Linked DNA regions of Homo sapiens: region 2 is linked to region 1. Evidence: chromatin contacts called from ENCODE Hi-C or POLR2A ChIA-PET data. All regions are on one chromosome and are shown on one strand. The core of a region is the stretch at or near the end of the contact, and the rest is flanking DNA. Distances in the headings are between cores, read along the strand shown. Region 1 overlaps HECA (hdc homolog, cell cycle regulator). Region 2 has its middle 71 kb from the start of TXLNB.

Region 1 (5,288 bases), core at 2,204-4,703:
AGTGAATCTATTCCCGTGATACTATAATGGCAGATACACGTCATTATACATTTGTCAAAATCCACAGGATGTACAATACCAAAAGGGAACCCTAATGTCAACTATGAAATTAAATGACAATGATGTGTAAATGTAGGTTCATCAATTGTAACATATGTACCATTCTGTATTCACAGTGGGGGAGGCTGGAGGAGGGCAGGAGGTATATGGGAACACTCTATACCTCCAGTTTTTCTGTGAACTTAAATCTGCTCTAAAAAATAAAATCTGTTTTTTTAAAATGAGAAATAAAAGGACATGTATGTATAAGTCCTGGTTCCATGGGATACTAGCCGTGTAAAAGTGAACTGGTTATTTCATCTGTTTAATCTTCCATTTCCTCAACCATAAATGGGCATAATTGTAGTAGCTACCTTATAGAGATTTTTTGAAGATTAAATAAGAAATGCTTATAAAGAGTTTAGCACAGTACCTGGCACATAAAGGATCATTAATGTTGTTGCTGCTGTTCTTGTCGTTAGCTGACTGTGACACAGCTTGGGATATTTTTATTTACAAAAGAAGCTGTGTAATAAGGTGGCCAGAGGTGGAAGGGGCTAATGTAGAGATGGCAAAACTGACCAAATGTGGGGCCAAACTGGGAGACTGAGAGTCTCATAGTGCAGGACCAAGGAAGGAAACCTGTTGCCACAGGCCCAAAAGAGTGGCTGCCGGTTGTATGAGCGGTGGGGGGCGGTGGGGGGGAGGTTAGTGTGGCTTACAGGCTGGGATGACAAGGGTGCTTCAGGGAGTCACACAACTAACAGCCTTCCCCACTTGTGTCTTGGCATTTCTACAATTTTCAATACAATTCATCACTCCCTTACATTCTTGCTTGCATTTCCGTAGGATTTTATACCATGCAGTTCTTTTGCCTCCCAATCCCCAAAATAAGTACTCTCCAGGACCAGTGCTCAGCATTTCTCTCCTCATCCTCTAGGCAGAAGCTAAAAACTACATCGCCAATTCTTAATGAGGGCACTACTGGCATCTGGACAATTCTCTTCCTGTAATGCACTGGACAGCCCAGTCCAGCACACTACAGGAAGCAAACATCACTAGGCCTGAGCACTCAGTATCTGTAGCCCACCCACCCCACCTTCCCCATCATGATACCCCCAATGTTCATAACACTTTCAAAGGGCCCCTTTGGAGGGAAATACTACTCTCCCAATTGGGAACCACTGGGCTTGGTCATGAAGCAGTTTAGATTATGTGTATAGATGACAGAAGCTAAAGGCAGACTCCCAGGCTCAGAGTTCTGCTCTAGAAAGCTCCCCTGGTGGCAGCGTGGGGCACGGGACTGGAAGTAAGGAGGCCAGAGGGAGGGTGCTGTGGGTTGAGAAATAAGGAGTGCCTGTGCTTCAGGAGCAGTGTGAGAAGATGCTCAGAGAGAGAGAGAGAGAGAGTGTGTGTGTGTGTTTGTGTGTGTGTGTGTGTGAGAGTCCATGCTGACGGACAGCAATGTGGGAACAGCAGGACAGGGAAGATGGAAAAAGACTTAGGGCTGCCCTATTTAGGACCCACTGATTTAGAAGTGCCTGTGTACCACTGAGGTGGAGGAGACATGAATTTGACTGGAGCTCAAGAGAGCTAGAGCTGTGAATACAGATGTGGAGTCACTCACCCACAGATGAAGGTCAAATCCCTAGGACTAATGAGATGCCCAAGAAAAACGGGAGGAGTGGGCAGAGACCAGAGGCCAGGAAAAGAATCCTGGGATGCAAGGACTGGAACCAAGGCTGGAGGAGAAGATTCCCCTGCAGAGATTGGTAAGAAATGAACTCAGAATTTACTGAAAAACAAGTCAGGAGAGAATTATGTCCAGGCAGTCAGGGGACAGCGCAGTGGCTCACGCCTGTAATCCCAGCACTTTCGAAGGCCGTGGCGGGTGGATCACCTGAGGTCAGGAGTTCGATACTAGCCTGGCCAACATGATGAAACCCCATCTCTACTAAAAATACAAAAATTAGCTGGGTGTAGTGGCGCACACCTGTAATCCCAGCTACTCGGGAGGCTGAGGTGGGAGTATCACTTGAATTGGAAGACGAAGGTTGTAGTGAGTAGAGATTGTGCCACTGCACACCAGCCTGAGTGGCACAGTGAGACTCCCTTTAAAAAAAAAAAAAAAAAAAAAGAATGGAGAACTGCAAAATGTCCCAGAGCACCAGGTAACATCGGTGCTTCTCCACCTCTGCACTACAGACATTTGGGCTGGATCTCTGTTGTGGGAGCCATCCTGTAAGATGTCTAGCAGCTAGCAGCAACCTCACTGTCCATCCCGTAGAGGCCAGCCCCACTCAATGTCTCCAGGCACTGCCAGGTATCCCCTAGGGGGTAAAATCACCCCGAGTTAAGAATTCACTGGATGCAATAAACCTGAAAAGTCCCAGCCAAAATGAGCAGTGAGCCAGGCACTGTCTCCTCACGGAGAACAGCTCCAGCGGGAATGATGGAGGGCAGGTCAGAGGTAGACAGTGAGGTGAAAAGGCAGAAACAGGGAGACTCCAGGAAACTCTTTCCAGAGGGTAACTGTAGGGCAGGGAAAGAGCATGGGCAGGGTACAGAAGACAGCAGAGGCTGAGCCTTAACACCATGTTCATGAGCTCAGGGAATACAGGCCAAAACCTCACGACAGCTTAAAGACATATGAGAGGGAACAAACCATGTGACTCCTCTACTCAACAACCTTCCCAACCTTATCCCTGCACACTGAACCACAGACACAACATTCCACCAAATCAATCAGCAGAGGGTGGTGGCAATGTGGACCCATAAAGCCTATACAAATATTAGTTCTGTCATATGTTACAATTATCCCCTTCAGGTGTGGGATTCCAGGGCCTTGGCAAAATGGCCCTAAACCAATTTGTCTACCTCTATGTATTAATATTTGATCACCGTGGTTTCCCCTTAATCTTCATTTGTCCAAATCCCATTCAGCCACTGACAGCAATTCACAGTTCAGACTCTGCAACCAGACTGCCTGAGTTGGAATCCAGGCAGGACCATTTATGAGCTGCATGCTCTTGGACAACTTACTTAACTTCTCTTTGTGTCAGTTTCCTCTGTATAAAATGCAGAAAACAACAGAATGTACCTTAAATGGTTCAGAAGAATGAAATGAAAAAAACTATACACATGAAATGCTGAGAAAGCACCTGGCATCTAGTAAACTTCCTCCCCACTCCTACTGCTTCAAGGCCCACCTCTCTACATACCAATTTTACCAGGATTGCCCCCCTATCCTGACTCCAACCCTTCTCCTCCCCTCCCTGATGGTCTGGCCCCAATCTTACTTGAGTCCCTCATCATGGGGACTCTTCATAATCCCCACCAGCTGACGACTCAGGAGAGGAAGCCTCTTACTCATCTTAGTGTTTCCGGCACCACTGGGCCCAGGCTTTGTAAAACTCCAGTGCTGAAAAAAGTCGCATTAAAGATACTGGCTCACCAAACCCACACATGACAAGAGGAGCAGAAGTGAAAAAGAGAGCTGTAATCCTAGACAGTCAGACCTGGATGTACTGAAGCACAACAAAAAGAAGTAGAAGAGTGGTTTGAAACTGAGTAAATTCACCAGTCACCTGGGCTGTGACCTTTAGAGGCCTTTAAAATGTTAATTGGTCAATTATTAAGTGTAGTTGTTTTTATCTTGATCCTTCAGATGAAGAGCCTTGAAGTAAACGTCCCTGAAATGTAACCACAATAACCAAATTTTACTAACCCAAGACCAATAAAATCAAATTAGGTCAAAGGAAGATCTAACTAACATTTGCATTCACAATATTCCAACTGTAAATGTTGAGACTGACTTGATATTTCTTTGAAAAGTATTTTCACACTAAAGAAAGGTGGATTAAGAGAGGAAAAATTCTGTGTCTTTTCAAAAAGCAGCAAATATTTCATTTAACCAATACTGAGCACTTCCTACATGCCAGGTCTTGAGCTAAGAGCTCTAATGGTCTAACAGAAGTGCACACATGGAACACAGACAAGGTACCACAGCTGTGCCCCATCCCTGTCCCTTTAACAGTGTTTGTCATGTTCACAGCCATGCTCCACTGTTTCCTAACCAGAAAACCTCTTCCTTGTATGAAGAGCCCCCACTCCAACTTGCCAGCCCTGCTTGTTTATAGTCAGCCACTTTGATGTGGCCTTGTGGGTAGGCTTCAAAAACAAATACAAAGCCAAGAGCATGTTAAATACACCCAGTAATACACACAACAGACACTTCACCCTATGACACACCAGCAGGGTGAGGCTCCCAGGGAGACAGGCAAAATGGGGTAACAGGGTGGACCTCGGGAATAGTCAGAGGATGTCTGACAATGCTTTTGCTGAAGTGTGTTGGCCTCTAAACTCGGACATTATTTCCTTCAAGGCTCGGTTCAAACATACTTTCCTCCCTCATTAGCACCACCCCTGTCCCCGACACACACACACCACACACACACATTGTCCAAACTGGAAAAGCAGCAGGGAATAACAGAAGAGAGGTGTCTGATGCCAGGTCTGCTCCTGATTAGTTGTTTGACATTGAGCAGTTTTGTTTCCTCATCTGTAAAGTGGGGATAAAATGCTTGCCCTATTCAGCTCATGTACATGAAAACACTTTATAAATAGTAAAGTTTCATAAAAATGTTTGCTTATATGCTACCATAATTTTATACCGCTGTATTTCACTCCCCAGATAAATGCAAACTGCTCCAATGTTTTCTACTTTTTCCAATGTTTTGAACATGCCATACAGGTGTTTAGAAAATAAGTAAGTATGGCCAGGCACAGTGGCTCACGCCTGTAATTCCAGCACTTGGGAGGCTGAGGCCAGAGAATCACTTGCGGCCAGGAGTTAGAGAACAGCCTGGACAACATAGTGAGACTCCGTCTCCATGAAAATTTTAAAAAATTAGTTGGGCTCAGTGGCATGTGCCTATAGTCCCAGCTACTCAGGAGGCTGAGGTGGAAGGATCAAGTGAGTCGAGGAAATTGAGGCTGCAGTGAGCCTCGGCAATGAGTGAAACCTTGTCTCCAAACTAAAAACAGAACAGCAGTCCCACAAAGGCATAAATGGAATATAGATTGATCTGACACAATTAAATCTTCAACAGGAGAGATGGGAGAAGGGTATCATACACTTGTGCCACCAACTTCCCTTGGCGCATTAATCTAAACTGTGATAATCTAACAAGCAAAACAGAAAAATGCTCCTTTACACAGAGTTGGCATTGTTTAAAAAAGTATATAAA
Region 2 (5,621 bases), core at 2,682-5,181, 57 kb before region 1:
TTAAGACTACCTAAGAATGGCTTTAACTGCATCCCACAAGTTTTGATCTACTATGTTTCTTATCACTCCATTCAAAATATTTTTAAATTTTCTCTGTGATTTCGTCTTTCACATATGTTTAAAAGTGTATTGATTCATTTCTAAACATTAGACATTTTCTACTTTTATCTTTTAATTAATAGTTTAATTGTGTTACAGTCATGGACTATACTATATGATTTAAATCATTCGAAACATGTTGAAACTACATAGTTTTGCATACAGTCAATCTTGGTAAATGTTCCGCCTGCAGTTGTTGAGTGCAGGCAGTGTTCTATATGTATCAGTTAGGTCATTTTATTAATCCCGTTGTTCAAATCTTCTTTAACCCTGTTGATTCTTCATTTGTTTATTTATTTTTGGTCCATTGACCAAAATATTGACCAGTTTTTGGTCCATTGACCAATAAATTTGGTCCTATCAGTTAAAGCTCTTACTATCAGTGTAGTTTTTGTTTTTGTTGTTATTGTTGTTGTGTTTTGAGATAGAGTCTTGCTTTGTCACCCAGGCTGGAGTGCAGTGGCGCAATCTCGGCTCACTGCGATCTCCACCTCCCGGGTTCTAAGCGATTCTCCTGCCTCAGCCTCTGGAGTAGCTGAGATTACAGGTGTGTGCCACCAGGCCCGGCTAATTTTGTATTTTTAGTAGAGACAAGGTTTTGCCATGTTGGCCAGGCTGGTCTCAAACTCCTGACTTCAGGTGATTCACCTGCCTCGGCTTCCCAAAGTGCTAGGATTACAGAAGTGAGCCACTGCACCCAGCCCATTGTAGATTTTTATATGTCTCCATTTTGTTCTATCAGGTATTGTCTTATTATTAGGTGTATAAAAATTTATACTAGCGATATCTTTATGTTGGATTGGCCACTTTATTATGAAATATCTATTTTTATCTGTAGTATTGCTTATTGCCTTAAAATCCACTTTGTGTGATATAAGTATGAGCTTATATAAACATGATATAAACATGATATAAGCTGATATAAACATGAGCTTTCTTGTGGTTAATATTTTCATGCTGTATCTTTCTCCACACTTTTATTTTCAATTTTCCCAAATTATTTGAATTTGCAATATGTACTTCTGTACAATATAGAGTCTTGTTTTATGTTGTTTGCTTTATCTAGTCTGACAATTTTTGTCTTCTAATTAGAGATTTTGATTCATATGTATAAAATTAAACTCACCACCTTGCTATTTATTTTATACTTGTGCCATCTGTTTTATGTTTATTTTTATTCCTTTCTTTTTAAATTTTTTTGGACTTTGGATTATATATTTTTATTATATTCCCCTCTCTGTTAGCTATTTTTAGTTATTCAATCTTTCCTTAAGCTTTTAGTGGATACCATAGGCATTTCAACATTCATCTCTGACTTATTAAAGTCTAATGAAAAATATTATTTTGCCACTTCCTGGCCAAAGCAAAGCCTTAGAACATTTTAACGCCATCTAATCCTTTACTCCTATCTTCTGATTCATCATCCAGTTTATGATCATTCTCTCTTCAATTATATCTAAGCCACTGTTATACCAATCCATTGAGTTCTTAATTTCAGCTATAATATTTTCCAGTTTTAGACATTGTATCTTATTTTTTTATAGTTTCCAGTTTTCTTGTACAATGCTCTATCTCATCATTTAATTTATTGAATGTACAAATCATCATTATCTTAAACTCCACGTCCGATCATTGCAATATCTGGATATCTTAAGTGTTTTTTACCTTGGTTTTCAGCAATTTTGCCTAGAGATATACCAGATATTTTTTGTTCGAATGCAGGGCAGTTTCTGGAGAAAAAAAAAGAAAGAAAGAAAAATGGAGATGATTTAAATCTCTGGAAAGTGTTATCTTCCTGAAGAGAGTACTTATTTTAGCTTCCAGCAGGCAGTTAAGATGGAACCAATTATCTTACCCAATCATAAACTGAGGTGATTTGAAGTTGGGCTTCAGACTTTTTAGGGAACTTTATTTTCTGCAGTGTAATTGTTTGAGGGTCCCAACTAAAAGCATGGAGTGTTTGCCAGGGCCCTAAACCATTAACTAGCTCTAAAATCCAATTTTTGTTTCTGATGCCCCATGAAACTGTGGGATGCTTTGCTTAGCGTCTCATCCTCTCAGTCACAGGTTGCATATTTGCAAGAGCGTTCAAGGGGAAAACCAGTCCCAATGTTACTTCATTTCTCTTTTTGCTTTTCTTGACCATTTCAAGTTTTTGTTGCCTAGCTAGCTCTCCAGTGCCTTCCAACAGACATTCTACCTGTTTTATCAAGTTCTCCTAGTTCTTGGATGCAGGGTTACCCTGCAACAACTGATTCTACCCTTACAAGAAGCAGAATTCCCATCCAGCTTGTCTCTTGAGCATCAATTTCATTATCTTGAGATTCTGAAGATGCATCGTATTTCCTTTGAGCTCTAGTATTTGGGCTCTATGATTTCGGCTCCTCTGAGTTTCTGTTTTATTTAAGAGCCAGCTATGGAGGACCAGGTTTGTTATTTTAGCTAAGATTTTGACCTTTATCATTATCTGATATAATGCAAATATTAAAGGTCAACCACGGTTGAAACTGGGCAAGTAAGTTTTATCCTATGTGCCAAAGAATCTGTCTGAGACCAAAACTGGTCTGGAAGGAAAGTGTGCCACAATAAGTTAATAACGCCAACCCTAGAAGGAGGGGAAGGGGCAGCACATATGCCAGGCATTTGTCAGACGCAGATATGATGACACACATATGGATCCAGCTCTCCGAGGAGCTACTTTGTATCCACTTAAATTTGAGAGACTCATGGCTACCTCACTCCTGCCTCCCTTTGGATGGTATACAAGGATTCACTAAAATGGCAGATATTCACCCCATAAACTAAAGTACTAGCAAAAAACAAATCCCAGTGACTTGTGGTTTCCCATCACTTTGTGTGAGAAGTTTGAATTAAATAGAAATTAAATAGTCTGTTCAGGCTTCTATAACAAAATACCATAGACGGGGTGGCTTACAAACAACAGAAATTTATTTCTTGCAGTACTAGAGGCTGAGAAGTCCAGTATCAAGGTACCAGCAGATTCAGTGTGTGGGAGATCTGCTTCTTCATAGACAGCCATCTTCTCATGGTGACTTCACATGGCAGAAGGGGCAAAAGATCTCTCTGAGGTCTCTTCTATAAGGGCACTAATCCCATTCATGAGGGGTCCACCCCCATGATCTAATTATCACCCAAAGGCCCCACTTCCTAATACCATCAGTTTGAGAGTAAGGATTTCAACATATGAATTTGAGGGGGACACAGTCAGTCCATAATATCAGTTGAGATTCAGCTGTCAGGAAATGAAGGGTAATTACGGTGACCATATTTTCTAAACCGCAAGTGAAAATGCAGTTGGACAAAGCCTAATACTCTTATATCAGCAAGAAAACAGAACATTAGAAATCAAGACTGACCAGGAAAAGCCAGCTCATAGGTATAACAAATATAATTCTGCCACCAGTTCAAGATACTCTAGATTTTTGCTGACTTGGTTTCAAGATGGGTCTTTAGAGAGTTTTCCATATTGATGAGATTTTCCAGCCCAGAGTTATAAGAAGGAAAGGCCTGCCTGCCGTCTCAGCCTCCCAGCTGCTCCCAGACACATCTGTGGGGAACCAGATAACTGACTCCTAACCTGCTTATTTTAGCCCAGTGGCTTCGCTTCCTGACGTCTCCAGTCTCATGGTCACATTCCAAAGGCCCTCACTCTGAAACTGCCTGCAAGCAGGGACAAACAGCAGCAGCTGCCACCGCACTGATAATGGGTTTGTGTTGCTGCTTGCCCAGAAAGGCTGCTTTGAGCTGATGATTTGCATTCCTGCTTGCCCAAACATACAGCCTCCGTGCGGCTGCCAGCTTCTGCACAGAGAGAACAGCAGTGCCACCTACTGAACCGCTGGAGATGTAGCCAGTGACTTGGTCAGCTCAGGCCTGCTTGTCACTAAATCTGGCAGGACTGTATACCCAGCAACTGGACTGAAAACCACCTTTGTACAGTGATTAAGTAGGCCTCCTCTTCTGCCAACTTGAGTGATTGTTTACCACTGTTAGGCTGAAAAAGTCTCAAGGAAGTTTATTTTTCTCTGAACAAATGAAACCAAATTGCAGTTGGGATCCAGGCTGTATCCCACTTCAGTGAGAAATGGGCAAGCCAGCAATTGTGGAGTTGAACATTGAATACAATTAGTGAGTACTTACCCTGTGCTAGACAGTGGGTGAGGCACCGGGATAGAAGTATGAATGAACTACACTAGACAAGCAATAGAAAGATAACGAACCTATACCAGTATTCCACAATTGACAAAATATACTCAAAGAACTCAGCCACAATTTACACCACAGAGAGTATATCTCCAGGGATGGAATTTGGGGGAACCAGCTTTCTATTTTCCCATGGGTTCCATTGCTGCTGTTGCCAAGCTGAGATCCAGAAGCCATGATGACTTCTTCAATGGTTTTTTGGGTTTTTATAAATCATCAATTAACAAATAATATTATGGAATCTTTTTTTTTTAGACAGAGTTTTGCTCTGCCACCCAGGCTAAAGTGCAATGGTGCAATCTCAGCTTACTGCAACCTCCACCTCCCAGGTTCAAGCGATTCTCCTCCCTCGGCCTCCCAAGTAGCTGGGATTACAGGCATGCTCCACCATGCCTGGCTAATTTTTTGTATTTAGTAGAGACAGGGTTTCACCTTGTTGGTCAGGCTGGTCTCGAACTCCTGACCTCAGATGATCCACCCACCTTGGCCTCCCAAAGTGCTGGGATTACAGGTGTGAGCCACCACGCCTGGCCTATATTTGGAATCTTCTTCACAAAATTGCTGCTTTGCAGATGCCCTAAGTATCTGCTTGGCCTTCCTCTTGGAAAATCTTACCTGGACAACTCTCAAAGTGCTAAATCTTTTTGCAGTATTCACAAACTCATCTATGTGTGTTAATAGCACATTTCTGACAATTATTAATAAAGTATATTTTATATGTTTTTGGTGTCTAATAACATCAGAAAACCTTACTTAAATATGTGCATACATACAAACGTACTTGTACTTGCTTATGTAAGTTAGTAATTAAGCACCCTATTAAGTCGAGAACCCAACACATACTGAATTGGTCACACATTTGCTGCTGAGCAGCAGAAGCTGAACACCCTAAAGGGGACCCTACCATACTGAAAGACACTAATGCTTCAGCCACCGTGTACAGCTGCCATCCAATCATAGTCTAATGAGTTATGCAGGTGTGACTCCTCCTCTAAAAGGAGAGACCAGGTAAATACAAATTATTGGAAATGGGCAAATCAGTGTCATGTTGGACACAATGTTCATAGCTTTAAGACTGATTGCAATATTCACAAACTAAGCTAAAATTTCTTTTTCTTTTTTTTTTTTTTTTTTTTTTTGAGACTCTTGCTCTGTCGCCCAGGCTGGAGTGCAGTGGCATCATCTTGGCTTACTGCCACCTCCGCCTCCCAGGTGCAAGCGATTCTCCTGCCTCAGCCACCCGAGTAGCTGGGATCACAGGCAACTGCCACCGTGCCCGGCTAATTTTTTGTATTTTT

The links. A loop is a pair of places that touch in the nucleus more often than their neighbours do. ChIA-PET counts read pairs that join two places held with the same protein, here RNA polymerase II (POLR2A). Pooled maps may share reads with other maps.
Region 2: a pooled map shows a loop between it and region 1 (4-fold over the local background). The contact joins two enhancer-like sites. A Hi-C loop is called at or near these places in 1 of 168 maps with a recorded cell type or tissue (CD8-positive, alpha-beta T cell), 6 of 37 single-sample maps with no recorded cell type and 8 of 50 pooled maps. POLR2A ChIA-PET finds 5 or more read pairs at or near these places in 8 of 52 experiments (CD4-positive, alpha-beta T cell, CD4-positive, alpha-beta memory T cell, GM12878 and 4 more).

The regions. Positions count from the first base shown.
Region 1 is chr6:139,160,241-139,165,528 of GRCh38, reverse strand. All of the region lies in intron 1 of HECA (hdc homolog, cell cycle regulator), which reads right to left. It also overlaps a transcript of TXLNB not described here. Among named protein-coding and RNA genes, the nearest start is that of HECA, 28 kb to the right of the region's middle. RefSeq lists an enhancer at 1,464-1,963. Within about 2 kb of position 3,453, at least 8 of the 41 ENCODE cell types and tissues checked have a DNase peak (open chromatin) inside an H3K27ac peak, as active enhancers do; they include OCI-LY7, where a contact is called at or near this core.
Region 2 is chr6:139,217,706-139,223,326 of GRCh38, reverse strand. It overlaps a transcript of TXLNB not described here. Among named protein-coding and RNA genes, the nearest start is that of TXLNB, 71 kb to the left of the region's middle. Within about 2 kb of position 3,931, at least 21 of the 41 ENCODE cell types and tissues checked have a DNase peak (open chromatin) inside an H3K27ac peak, as active enhancers do; they include OCI-LY7, where a contact is called at or near this core.